2 separate regions of the Homo sapiens genome follow, and region 2 is linked to region 1. A link is a contact called in ENCODE Hi-C or POLR2A ChIA-PET data. All regions are on one chromosome and are shown on one strand. Each heading gives the region's core, a stretch centred on a gene start or an enhancer-like site at or near the end of the contact. The rest is flanking DNA. Distances are from core to core; before and after follow the strand shown.

Region 1 (6,534 bases), core at 1,235-3,734:
CCCCAAGCATCTTGTGGGTGCCTTGAGAAGAAAAAGAATGTCTTATTTGCCTCAGTATCCCCTCAATACTATGCCTGGCAGAGTTGGTGCTTAATAAAGGTTTAGAGAATTGCACTAACTTGATTTGGAAAGAACAGGAAAACCCAAATAGCCTGAGAGCCCCTGCCAAGAGTAACATTTGGAAGCTGAGTCAGGAAGAAGCTGAGATCAGGTGAGGTTAAGTATCCAGGATCTCTGGTCTCCAGGATCTGCCAAAACCAGGATGTGGAGCATCAGCAACTGTCATAGTTGTTGATGGGAGTGTAAGTGGTACAACTAGCAAAGGTGGGGATGTCATTCTTGTCGACCCAACAGTTGCACTCCTGGGTAGAGAAGCTCTTGAACATGAGCATCAGAAGTGAGACTCATGAATATTCAAATCAGCACAATTGGTAGTGGCAGAGATCTAAATGTCTATCAGCAGGAAAGGGAATGAATGGTGTTTTCATCATTTCATCATTTCATGGCAGTGAAAATGAATGAACTACAATTATCAATAGGGATGAATTTACAACCTTAACATTGAAGGGGAAAAAGCAAAATGCATGCACTTAAGTAAGGTTTACAAAAAGATCCAAAACTGAATGATGTATTAGGAATTCATAAATACGTAGTAACATTATGAAGAGAACCAAGAGAATAACAAACACAAAATTGAGGATTGTATTTACCTTTGTGGAGAGGAAGGGGTTGTGATTGGGGAGGGACGCATAAGGGCTTCAAAAGTATGTGCCATATCCTAGTTCTTAAAATGAGTGGTTGGCAGATGGGTGTTCACTTTACGATTCTTTATACGTACATTAAAAACGTATGCGTGTCCTGGTTACTTCCTCCAGGGACATTCCACCAGGCAGGGCTTAGCACAACTGGGAATTCCCTGGTCAAAGTCAGGGAATTTCAAGATTTTTCAGCCAGTGGTTGGGCAAGGGGTCATCTCTCTCGTCCCCTCCCTCGAGGTTCTGAGGAGCCTCAGAACAGACGTTCAACCTCTGGAATCCCCCAGAAAAAAGACTCATAGGGCAGCTTCCCCTTTCTCGGACAGGACAGAGTGGAGATCCAGGGGGATCCCCAGCCCCAACCAGCTGGCTCGAGGTCACATCCTGATATTTCAGTTCTGTTCCCATTCATGTGTCTCAGCTGAGCAACTGCCATGCTTGTGGCACTCTTAGGGGAAGGGAAGAAATGAATGAGGTGATAAGACCCACGCCCTAAAGAATCCAGGGCAGTAAGCTCCCTGGCTTTCGGTTTTTACAAACTAATAATATTGTGTAATATAAATACTGACATTGTGCTGCCACCATTTTATTTTGTGAAGTAAGAGCATTAGAAAACAATTGCCACCTACTGTCCTCCTATTCCATAAGTAAGGGCTAATTTAATACTCCAGTAATAAAACAAAGGCATGCATGCTTTTAGATCAGAGGAAGGTCGTTTCCACTGAATACATTTAGCTTTATGAAAATCTCACTACATTTGTGGCCCTGGTTTCCTCCTTGTGGGGTGGAGCAGTTGAAATTTAGGTCACAAAGAGCCAGTCAGGAGAAGAGCATCTGGGAGGCACTAGTACAGGGGACACACAGGTGTCTGTGACACTCAGGGCGGGCAGACAGGTCATCACCCTGCATTCTGCATGCCCACGCATACACACCATGCTCACCCCTTCTGATGAACAGGCACAAGCGTTCACACACACGCTCCTCCCCCAGGGGCTCCCAGGTTGGAACACCTCCCCTGACTGCCAGGCAAAGCCATACCTCTCTCCTGAACCCAGGGCAAAGGGCCAGGCTCACCCAGCCTGTGCCAACCAGTGAGAGAGGCCAATGGTTGGCACTGGAGCCAGTTGGGGTGCTGAGTTGAGGCCAGAGATGGGCAGCCTGTTCAGATCCCTGGGCGTTTGCCTCTGGCCAGGAGACCAAAGCCCTGTCCACATCCAATTTCCTCAGACTGGGAGTCTGGGGACCTACTTCCTAGCTCCAGTTAGGTTTGTGACCTTGAGCAAGTCACCCTCCCTCTCTGGTCCTTCGGACATTGACCGCAGTGCTCTGGGCCAGTGCTATGGGGTTTTCGAGGCTCACCCTGCTCAGCCTTCGTCTCAGGGGACCCACAAGCCAGCCTAGAAGTGTGTCTTGGAAGGAAGAGAAAACCCTTGCCCGTCACCTTTAATGAAAGACCCACAGGCAGACAAGCTTTGGGGATGTCTGAGGAAAGAGACCTGATGGGGGTCAGGAGCAGAAGCTGCCATTAGCACTGGTCCCAGCGAACTGTCCTGGGCTTCCGCAGCTTGGTCACCCACCTGGAACGAAGCTAACCCCCCCGCCCCCGGCTGCCCAGCCCAGAGACTTGTGGGGAGTATGACTCACTTCGCGGGGGGCCATTGTGGCTAATGTTTAACTCTGCCCCTCCTTCAGCAAGGCACTTTAGCCCCAGCAGCCCTTAGCGCTGGGCCCTGCCCTGATCATGCCTGCTGCTGAGTGGGCTCAGACACACAGCTGAGCTTGGCCTCCTTGCGCCGTGGGGACCGGGCACCCTGTGGGGAAAGGTGGGAGCAACAGCTGGTCTCCCAAGGGCTCTGGGACAGGCAAGAGTGTAGCAGGTGGCATCCTGCCCTGGTCATTCCTACCAAGCAGAGAGGAGCACCAGGCCCATCTCCACCAGCTGCAGAGAGAGGGGGTGCCCACCCAGCTATTGTGTGCTGATTAGTAATAGATATCCCCCAAGTAGCACCCTATCCCTCCACTCTCAGCCAGGGCCCCATGTTGGAGGAAGGCCTCACCTTAGCCCATCTGTATGTCACCTGCATCTCCTTTGAATGTTTCCCCTTTGGTGCGGGTGTGTGGGGACTCCCCAGGTGCATATGCAGGACCCTCGACCCCCAGCTGTGTCCTTCCAAGAAAGTTGGGCTCTGTTAAGGCCAGTCTGATCTCAGAAAAGGGCAACCCCAAGGCAGAGTGACCTGAGATCTAGTCTCCAGTCTGCAGCTAGCAAACCCTGTAACTTAGAGTGAGCTACTTGAACTCTCCAGGCCTCCATTTCCTCATCTGTAAATTTGAGCTAACAAATGTACCATTTTTGTGAGAATGCAATGATATAACTCAGATAAAGCATTTAACATCACATATTACTATTATTGAAATGCTGTTATTAAAATAGTCGATAAGAGTATGGATTCTAACAGACTTCTTGGGTTGAATCCTGGGACCACCACTTATTAGCTGTGTGATCATGAAAAGTCCCTAACCTCTCTGTGCCTCAGTTTTCCCCACTGTACCATGAGAATAGTAGCTGTACCTTTCTCCTAGGGTTGTTGTGAAAGTTAAATAAATTAAGGTGTACATGCTGGTGCCTGACGCATAAGTGTGCTACATGTGTGAGCTGTTACTCAGTGGCAGGCCCCAGCTCCCAGCTCTACTGGTGTTGTCTCCATGGTGAGAGAAGACTGGAGTAGAATCAGGGCTCTCCAGAGGCCAGGCCCCCAGCCCAGGCCCCATTCTTGGCTACAACAGCCCCTTCCATAGATCCCTCTCCCACCCCCAAGCTCTCCTTCCCCTTGTCCACAGGGCCTCTCAATCCTTGCGCTCCAGATATGTCTATGCCTATATTCGCCCTTGCTCCATCCTCACAGGAGATGAATTAGGTCTGTTGCTGCCTGGAAGCAGAAGGAGGAACCCGATGACCTCCAGGAACCCTCTGGTTGGCTCTTCTGCCCCTCCTAGAGGGCCACTGGCTTAGGTGTGTTGAGTGGGCCCCACCTCCTCCTCCCATGGGTCTTCTGCACCCACGTGTTTGCTTTGAGTCAGGCCCAGAGCAGGTCTCCTGCCTTTACATGACTGGGTGGATACCCCAATCTGCCAGGGCCCCAGGTTAATAGTTGACTGCAAAACTGGGATTTGACTCTGGAACTTGGGGCCAGGCTCTAGGGAAGAGCTGGAAAGAGGTGAAACAAGGAGATCGCTTTGGATCCAGGCCAACCGGAGGAGCCCTGTGAGGCGGGGAAGAGTGGGTTTCTGTGGCTGCCTGGGCATGAAGGCATGAAGCCTAACCCCATCCTCTGTGGCCTGGACCAGCCCTGTCAGGTTCTCCAACTTCGTGCATTGAGACTGGGTGTGTCCGTGCCTACGGGTTTCTGTGTGTGATTGGGGTTGTGCTTTTTGCACACATCTGCCTCTCTGCCCACTGACCTATTTATAGCAAGAACCCTGGGCAGAGTGCTGCTTCCCCTAAGGTAGCCCAAGTTGCTGGTTCCCACTGCCATGCTTTCTGAAAGGGGCTGGCAGCCCAGCAGCCCAGAGAGCCAGACCATGCCCTGGGGAGCAGCTGGCACTGCACTTTGTACCAATTTCTGGCACTTATGGAAGATAATACATGGGATTCGAAGGTAGAATGGGGACTCAGTAGGGTGGGTAGAAGGGTTGCTGCTCTGATAACTCAGCCCCTCCTAGGGCCAGTGCTAGGGTGGTCGAAAAGCCAAGGGACCCCAGGTCTGGGAACAGCCACTTCCCTTGCAGGCTTAGCTCAGAAGTCACCATCCCACTGCCCTGAAAAGTCAGAACTTGACCGGATGTGGTCGCTCACACCTGTAATCCCAGAACTTTGGGAGGCCGAGGTGGGCAGATTACGAGGTCAGGAGTTCGAGACCAGCCTGACCAACATGGTGAAACCCTGTCTCTACTAAAAATACAAAAATTAGCGGGGTGTGGTGGCACGCACCTGTAATCCCAGCTACTCAGGAGGTTGAAGCAGGAGAATCGCTTGAACCTGGGAGGCGGAGGTTGCAGTGAGTCGAGATCGCGTCACTGCACTCCAGCCTGGGTGACACAGCGAGACTCCATCTCAAAAAAAAAAAAAAAAGGAAAAAGAAAAGTCAGAACTTTGGTCTCTGCTTCACAGGAGCCACTCTAGTGAGTATGTTGGGGGAAGAGAGGCTGCCCCAGACCCCCCTTCCACCCCAGAAGGCCCTATGCTCTCACCAGGCTTTGGACCCAGGAGGTAGTGGGATGGAGAAAGGACCTGATCCAGAGGACAGATAAGTGGCCACCCCATCTCCGGGAAAGAATCAGTCCTGGGGGATAGGACCAGTGCAGGAGTGTGAAGGGGAAACAATTGGGAGGAGGGTGGGTGAACGTGGGGAGAGCAGAGGCCGGAGGGACAGGAGAGCCCAGGAGAGAAGGAAGGCGTCACCTGGTGGCCAGGCCTGGAACTGCAAGTATCTCTTCTGTGAGGCCTCCTGCCCTGTGCAGCAGGACTAGGTGAGGGATTGAAAGTGCCCTGACCTCTCAACCCAGCACACATCAGGGAGAGTTAATCCAGGTTTGCAGAGGAAGGAGAGTATGAAAGCCGGCAGGAGAAGCGGCTCTTAATGGAGAGGCCTCTTCTGATGGCCAGAGTCAGGGGCAGGACGGGGTCATTTCTCGGAGGTCAGGGCTCTGGTGAGCTGAGCATCCTGGGTGGTGAGTGTGTGCAGTGTGACGTCACAGGGACTGGGCAGAAGGGGCCCCAGGGGACCCTGGCAAGCAGCCACCAATTCCTTAGCCCTCCCTTCAGATCCCGAGCTCCGGACTGCAGACAGGGTGACTGGAGCCCAGCACAGCCCTCTCTTCCCAAGCCCCAAGTCTTCCCTTTCTTCTCAGGGCTCACAGTCAGAGCTGCAGAAATGACCAGGAAACTGGGTTTTTAATGAAGAAGGTGTGATGCCTGTGGACACTGTACACACATAGAAGGAGTGTGGCACAGGGCTGGAGGAAAGGTGTTCTCACCCCCTCCTCCTCCTCCACTTGTTACACCACGGGGTGGCTGAGAAGCCCCAGGTGCCTCATGGGTGGATAGAAGCCCACCCTGCCAGGGTGAGGTCTTCAGACACTCGCGTTTTTCCTGCCTCTTGGGTATCTGTTTAATCCCAGTTCCAGAGGAGGGCATGCAGGCTGGAGGGAAGAAGTGGGGGAGAGGTGGGAAGGGATGCTCCAGACACAGGCAGAGAGGTGAGTGAGCTGGGTTGGAGAAGAAGCATGAAGCAGGAGCTCAGAGCGCAGCACAGCAAGCTGGCCTGTAGGGACAAAGAGGCAAAGCCATCAGTTCCCGGGGACCTGTGTGCAGCGCATGAATCCCTGACTTACCTACAGCACATGCAGTCCCCAGGGCTTCTCAGCCCTAGCGCACCCCGGACTGGATCTTCATTCATAAGGGCTCCTACAAAACCTCAGCTTCTCGGCCCTCGGGCACAGTTGCTCCCCTTTTGGGACCCCTCACACCGCTCCTCCACACTGCGGCCCTCAGCTCTTACCTAGCCTTGCCATGCTACTCTGTGGCTGCTTAATTCCCACCTCCATGCTTCTGTTGCACCATCAGCCCTTCAACATGCCCTTCCCTTTATCAGCTAACACTCGCTCGTCGCATCCTCAGAGAGCTCCTCCTCTCCAGAAAGCCTGCTCTGACCAGTGCTGTCTGGTGGATGCCTGCCCTATTGCACATTCTCTCAGCACTTCCGTAGAGGGTTTTACG
Region 2 (6,759 bases), core at 2,645-5,144, 580 kb after region 1:
TGATTGAGGCCCTGCGCAGGGCCAAGTTCAAGTTTTCTGGCCGCCAGAAGATCCACATCTCAAAGAAATGGGGCTTCACCAAGTTCAATGCCAATTAATTTGAAGACATGGTGGCTGAGAAGCGGCTCATCCCAGATGGGTCAAGTACATTCCCAATCATGGCCCTCTGGACAAGTGGCGGGTCCTGCACTCATGAGGGCTTCCACTGTGCTGCCCCCTCTTAATACTCACCAATAAATTCTACTTTCTGTCCACCTAAAAAAAAAAATGCTTTAACTTCAGTTACCCCTCTCTCTTATGTACTTTTAGTCTGTTATTTTAGTTTTATCCTGATTCCCTCACATAAACATTATTAGTATATTATTAGTGTTGTTTTATACAGTTGTTTAAATTTATCTACTTTTTTTGCTCACTGTTCCTTTTTGCATCTCATTCTTTCCTTCAGTGATTCCTTTCCTTCTTGAAATAATTCCTGGCCTGGCACAGTGGCTCACGCCTGTAATCCCAGCACTTTGGGAGGCCGAGGCAGGCGGATCACCTGAGGTCAGGAATTCGAGACCAGCCTGGCCAACATGGTGAAACCCCGTCTCTACTTAAAATACAAAAATTAGCCAGGCATGGTGGCAGGCGCCTGTAATCCCAGCTACTCAGGAGGCTGGGGCAGGAGAATTGCTTGAACCCGGGAGGCGGGGGTTGCAGTGAGCTGAGATCGCACCATTGCACTCCAGCCTGGGGGACAAGAGCGAGACTTCATCTCAAAAAAAAAAAAAAAAAGAATTCCTTTAGAATTTCTTCGTTAGGAGTCTATGGATGGTAAATACTCTCAATTTTTATCTAAAAATCTGTTTTCCCTTACTTTTTAACAGTAGTTCATTTTTAATTTTATTTATTTTTATAAAGACAGGGTCTCCCTGTGTTGCCCAGGCTGGTCTGGAACTCCTTGGCTAAAGAGATCTTCCTGCCTCAGCCTCCTAAAGTGCTGGGATTATAGGCTTGAGCCACTGCACATGACCAAATAATAGTTTAGTTGGGTATACAATTCCAATTTGACAGTTGGCTTTTTTTTCTCAGTATTTTGAAGATAATGTCTCCAGCTTGTATGTTGCTAATGAGAGGTCTGCCCTTGGTCCAATTTCTTATTTTGAGACGGAGTTTTGCTCTTGTTGCCGAAGCTGGAGTGCAATGGCGTGATCTCGGCTCACCACAACCTCCGCCTCCCAGGTTCAAGTGATTCTCCTGCCTCAGCTTCCGGAGTACCTGGGATTAAAGGCATGCGCCACCATGCCTGGCTAATTTTGTATTTTCAGTAGAGACAGGGTTTCTCCATGTTGGTCAGGCTGGTCTCGAACTCCCAACCTCAGGTGATCCGCCCGCCTTGGCCTCCCAAAGTGCTGGGATTATAGGTGTGAGCCAACATACCTGGCACCTTGGTCCAATTTCTAATTGCCATTCTTTTGTAGATAATCTGTCTCTTTTCTTCCACTGCTGTAAGATCTTTATGTCTTGGTTTTCTTCAATTTAACTAAAACATGTCTATAGGTAGCTTTATTTTTATTTTTGCTAATAATTTATTGTAACTTTTTACTGTTTTTTTTTTTTTTTTTTGAGACAGGGTCTCACTCTGTCATGCAGGCTGGAGTGCAGTGGCGCAATGTTGGCTCACTCCAACCTCTGCCTCCTAGGCTCAAGCAATTCTCCTGCCTCAGCCTCCCGAGTAGCTGAGATTACAGGTGTGTGCCACTACTGCCCGGCTAATTTTTTGTATTTTTAGTAGAGATGGTGTTTCATAATGTTGGCCAGGCTGATCTTGAACTCCTGAGTTCAAATGATTCACCAGCCTCAGCCTCCCAAAGTGCTGGGATTACAGGCATAAGCCACTGCACTCGGCCCTGTAACTTTTAAATCTATAGAATCAGGAATGGAAAATTTGTGGCCATTATTTTGAAATGTCCAACATATGTTGCATTCTAAGCATTCACAAATAAATAATAAATAATGAAAATGAACTGGGGGAGAGGTGGGCTGTGCCCACAGTGTCCCCTTTCTACAATCCTGAATTCTCTGAATTCCTGAATCTCTCCACTGTAAGTTATTACAGGCCATCTACAGGCCAGTTCTGAGGCAAACTAGACAGTGTGGGAGCCATGCAGGGAGGCGGAAGTGGAAATGAGGTTCCTGGTATTCCCAGGAAGAAGTAAGGCTATAAGGGGAAATAATATAATTCCTAAAATCTTTTTTTTTTTTTTTTTTGAGACAGGGTCTTTCTCTGTTGCCCCAGCTGGAGTGCAGTGGTATGATCATGGTTCACTGCAGCCTTGACCTCCTGGGCCCAAGCAATACCCCTACCTCATCCTCTGAGTAGCCAGGACCACAGGTGTGCATCACCACACCCAGCTAATTTTTTAAAATGTTTTTGTAGAGAGGGGGTCTCCCTCTGTTGCGTAGCCTCATCTTGAACTCCTGGGCTCAAGCGATCCTCCTGCCTCAGCTTCCCAAAGTGTTGGGATTACAGGCGTGAGCCACCACACCCAGCCTAAAATCTTTTACCCTTTAGCTAAGGATGACATCCTCTTCCTCTGTCAATATTTAACTAGAAGGATCAGGCTAGGCATCTCTTCGTTGTGCTCCCCAGCATCCTTTTCTTCCCGTATCAAGCGCAGCACGTGGAAGTGTCGTGACCTGTTTTCTTGTGCGTCTGCTAAAATGTGAGTTAGGCTATGAACACCATAGGAAGAGGAATTGTGCCGGACTTATTCAAACTGTACCCCAGGCACTTAGCTTAACAACTGGTGTCTAGCAGATACTCAGCAAAAGTGCATTGCATCGAAGACTGAATAATTTCAAGATAGGAGTATTCAACGTCTAATATGTACCAAGCGCTGTTCTCAATGCTACAGAAAAGCAGGTTTCTAAGGTTTCTGGAGTTAAACAAAAAACCCTGACATTGAACTTACATGGAATATTAAAGTCATTATCTACCATAAGCATTATTTCATGAAATAAAATAATTTCAACTCTACAAAACTAGGAAGCACAGAACGGAATACTATTTCCCTTAATGAAAAACTCCCTACATTGTTCTTTTTAAAAATCTCATTTCCTAGCTGAACGGTAAAAACATCATCATTGATTAGCTCCTATTCATAGAAGGCCCATTGCAACCCACTGGTACAGAAGAGAAACAAAGTATTCAGCGGAGAATACCCTAGCTCAATAAGCGGTACAATACAGTAAGGGAAATAGAAGTGACATGCGATGGACAGCCAGGCCTTAAATTGCGCGGTGCTGATTCCTGTCCCTTAACCCAACAATAGAAAGATAGGCGTGCCTGGAGTTGCTGGGGGACGAGGCTCGATCCAGTGTGAATTCCGTGAAGTTGTGCAGGGTTTCACTGTTTGCTGAGTGTGTTAGACAGGTTACCTGGTAGAGTTCTCACATTACTTCGTGAGATACACAGATATTATGACTCTATTATACTGGTGCAGAAAAAGGCTCGGGAAGATTCATGTTTCTTGTGCGACTTGCCCAAGGTGACACACAGTTCTAACAACTGGCCTATCGCAGGGTGTGAGATCTGGAACTCAGACCTTCCCAGCCAGGGCTCAGTCCACGCCACTGCCTAGATGAGGCAGCAGGAAGGGTCAGCAGAGAAGGGTGCCCCACCGGGACGACTGGAACACCTCAGTAGGATATGGGTGGGCAAACGTGGGCCACACGATCCCACCGGCCTCTTTTGTCCTAAGTCCCGAGGCACGGGTGCAGCTAGAAGAGTGGGCGGTAAAGCGCAGGGAGGGGATGCGGTCGGGAGCAGATTTCGGGGGCGGGGCCCGCGCGGCGGGGGCGGGCCCGCGGCGCTCGGGGCGGGGCTCCCCTCGGGTTCGCGGCCCGGCCGGTGAGCAACGGCTCTGCGGCCATGGCGAGCGGCGAGCATTCCCCCGGCAGCGGCGCGGCCCGGCGGCCGCTGCACTCCGCGCAGGCTGTGGACGTGGCCTCGGCCTCCAACTTCCGGGCCTTTGAGCTGCTGCACTTGCACCTGGACCTGCGGGCTGAGTTCGGGCCTCCAGGGCCCGGCGCAGGGAGCCGGGGGCTGAGCGGCACCGCGGTCCTGGACCTGCGCTGCCTGGAGCCCGAGGGCGCCGCCGAGCTGCGGCTGGACTCGCACCCGTGCCTGGAGGTGACGGCGGCGGCGCTGCGGCGGGAGCGGCCCGGCTCGGAGGAGCCGCCTGCGGAGCCCGTGAGCTTCTACACGCAGCCCTTCTCGCACTATGGCCAGGCCCTGTGCGTGTCCTTCCCGCAGCCCTGCCGCGCCGCCGAGCGCCTCCAGGTGCTGCTCACCTACCGCGTCGGGGAGGGACCCGGGGTGAGTGCGCCCCAGACTGCGCCCGCCGCTGCCTGCCTGCCCTTCCGGCCCCCAGCCGCCCTGCACCCTCACCTACCCCACCCGGGAGGAGGGACAGGGAGGACCCTTCCAGAGCGTCCCTAGAGGGGCCTACTCCCCGCGCGCCGCCTCTAGGCCTCCTCCCCTTGCTTCCTCTTTTCCTCCCGGGCTGCCTGGTTTCCTTCTGGACTTCCTCCAGCCACTGGGCGGTGCATCCTTCACCCTTTCCGTCCTTCCGCGTCTCCTCCCTGGCCCTGGAGGCTTGTCCAGATTGCGCCGCATTCCCGCTCATCGCACACTGCCGTTTCTAACATTTTCCGTGGCTTTCTAGATGACCTGTTGTTCATGCACTTCACTTAGTGCCCTCTTGGACTTTTGGGCCGAGGTACCTGATTATCAGCCACCTTATCTCTGCTTTATGGTGGCTCTAGAATTAGCCAGATGTTGATCTAGCTCTTTGTTCTGTGTTGCCTTCTAGTTCCACGGTTAAAGCTCTTATCTTTGTTTTTGTTTCCTCCTGTGAAGTCCTGGATTTGATTAACGAAAGAATTTGAGTAAAAGTGAGAACTGGAATTAGGGTGCTATAAGCATTATAATAATTTGGCCTTCTCACTGTTGGTTAACTCTTTAATTTTTTTTCGGGACGGGGCAAATATTGGAAATAAGAGGATGGAGTTATGTGGCTTATGTCTGTAAGAGTCAGAAAATCCTTCCTGGAGAGTCCTTAGGCTGTGGCTGCCAGTTATCTCTCAGGTAGAGTTGGTTGCAAGTTTCATAGTAAACTGCTTGCTTACAGTTTAATCTTTTATTTATTTATTTGAGGCAGAGTCTCACTCTCGTCCAGGCTGGAGTGCAGTGGCAAGATCTCGGCTCACTGCAACCTCTGCGTCGTGGGTTCGAGCGATTCTCGTACCTCACCCTCCCTAGTAGCTGGGACTACAGGCGTGCGCCACCACACCCGGCTAATTTTTGTATTGTTTAGTAGAGACAAAATTTCACCATTTTGGTCAGGCTGGTCTCGAACTCCTGACCTCGTGATCCGCCTGCCTCGGCGGCCTCCCAAAGTGCTGGGATTACAGGCGTGAGCCACTGCGCCCGGCCCACAGCTTGGTTTTATACATTAGGGAGACATGATACATCAGTCAGTATATGTAAGAAGTACATTGGTTGGGTCTGAAAAGGTGGGACAACTTGCAGCAAAGGCAGGAAGACTTGAAGCGGCTTCCGGATCACAGATAGGTGATACACAAATGGTTACATTCTTTTGAGTTTCTGATGAGCCTTTCCAAAGGAAGCAAATCAGATATGCATCCATCTCAGTGAGCAGAGTAGTGGCTTTGAATAGAATGGGAGGCAGGTGTGCCCTAAGCGGTTCCCAGGTTGAGTTTTCTTTAGTGATTTTGGGGGCCCAAGAGATTTTCCTTTCACAGCCTGATAACACCACTGCACTCCAGCCTGAGCAACAGAGTGCGACCCTGTTTTAACAACAACAACAAAAAAGCAAAGATGATGAGTAAGCAATTTTGGTGGAGGGGGGATGATGGCTAATATTTAATAAGATGAGCCAGGCACTAGTCTAAGTGCTTGACATAGGTTAAATGAGTTGTCTTTCCATAAGTGGTTAATATGGTGCGTGGTACATGGTAAGTAAGCTGTGTTAGCTCTTACTGCTAACTTTTGTATTTCTTTCTTTTTTTTTTTTTTTTTTTTTTTTTTTTTTTTTTTTGAGAAGGGATCAAAAAGCTCCCTACATTGTTCTTTTTAAAAATCTCGTTTCCAGGCTGGGTGTGGTGGCTCACATCTGTAATCCCAGCACTTTGGGAGGCCAGGGCTGGCAGATCACCTGAGGTCAGGAGTTTGAGACCAGCCTGGCCAACATGGTGAAACCCTACCTCCACTAAAAATACAAAAATTAGCTGGTTGTGGTGGCTCACACCTGTAAACCCAGCTACCTGGGAGCCTGAGGCAGGAGGATCGCTTGAATCTGGGACACAGAGGTTGCAGTGAGCTGAGATCATGCCATTGCATTCCAGCCTGGGTGACACAGCGAGGCTCCATCTAAAAAAAAAAAAAAAAAATACTCATTTCCTAGCTGATCAGTAAAAACATCACTGACTGATGGCATTCAATGATCAGTCAATTGATCAATTCTTATTGACTGGTATAGTGGCACCATCTCAGCTCACTGCAGCCTTGACCTCCCTGGCTCAAGTGATCCTCCCACCTTAGCCTCCTGAGTAGCTGGGGTAGCTGGGACCAACCACAGACCTGCCACCTCCACACTTGGCTAATTTTTGTTATTTTTTGTAGAGATGGGGTTTTGCCATGTTGCCCACGCTGGTCTTGAACTCCTGGGTTCAAGCCATCTGCCCGCTTTGGCA

What was found. Hi-C counts contacts between places; a loop is a spot of excess contacts on that map. ChIA-PET counts read pairs that join two places held with the same protein, here RNA polymerase II (POLR2A). Pooled maps may share reads with other maps.
Region 2: a loop to region 1 is called in a pooled map, with 2.1 times the contacts of the local background. The contact joins the promoter of RNPEP here to the enhancer-like site in region 1. A Hi-C loop is called at or near these places in 1 of 50 pooled maps. POLR2A ChIA-PET finds 5 or more read pairs at or near these places in 2 of 52 experiments (MCF 10A and OCI-LY7).

The regions. Positions count from the first base shown.
Region 1 is chr1:201,403,172-201,409,705 of GRCh38, forward strand. TNNI1 (troponin I1, slow skeletal type) reads right to left here. Exons shown (of 9, transcript NM_003281.4): 9 at 613-6,079. LOC101929343 (a long non-coding RNA gene) reads left to right here. Exons shown (of 2, transcript XR_241172.3): 2 at 1-3,198. Among named protein-coding and RNA genes, the nearest start is that of LAD1, 7.1 kb to the left of the region's middle. RefSeq lists enhancers at 1,088-1,137, 5,101-5,180. Within about 2 kb of position 2,485, at least 6 of the 41 ENCODE cell types and tissues checked have a DNase peak (open chromatin) inside an H3K27ac peak, as active enhancers do.
Region 2 is chr1:201,978,754-201,985,512 of GRCh38, forward strand. It overlaps RNPEP (arginyl aminopeptidase), which reads left to right and starts at 3,895. Exons shown (of 11, transcript NM_020216.4): 1 at 3,895-4,360. The coding sequence starts at 3,914. It also overlaps the pseudogene RPL10P4. RefSeq lists an enhancer at 3,531-3,590 and a silencer at 3,801-4,480.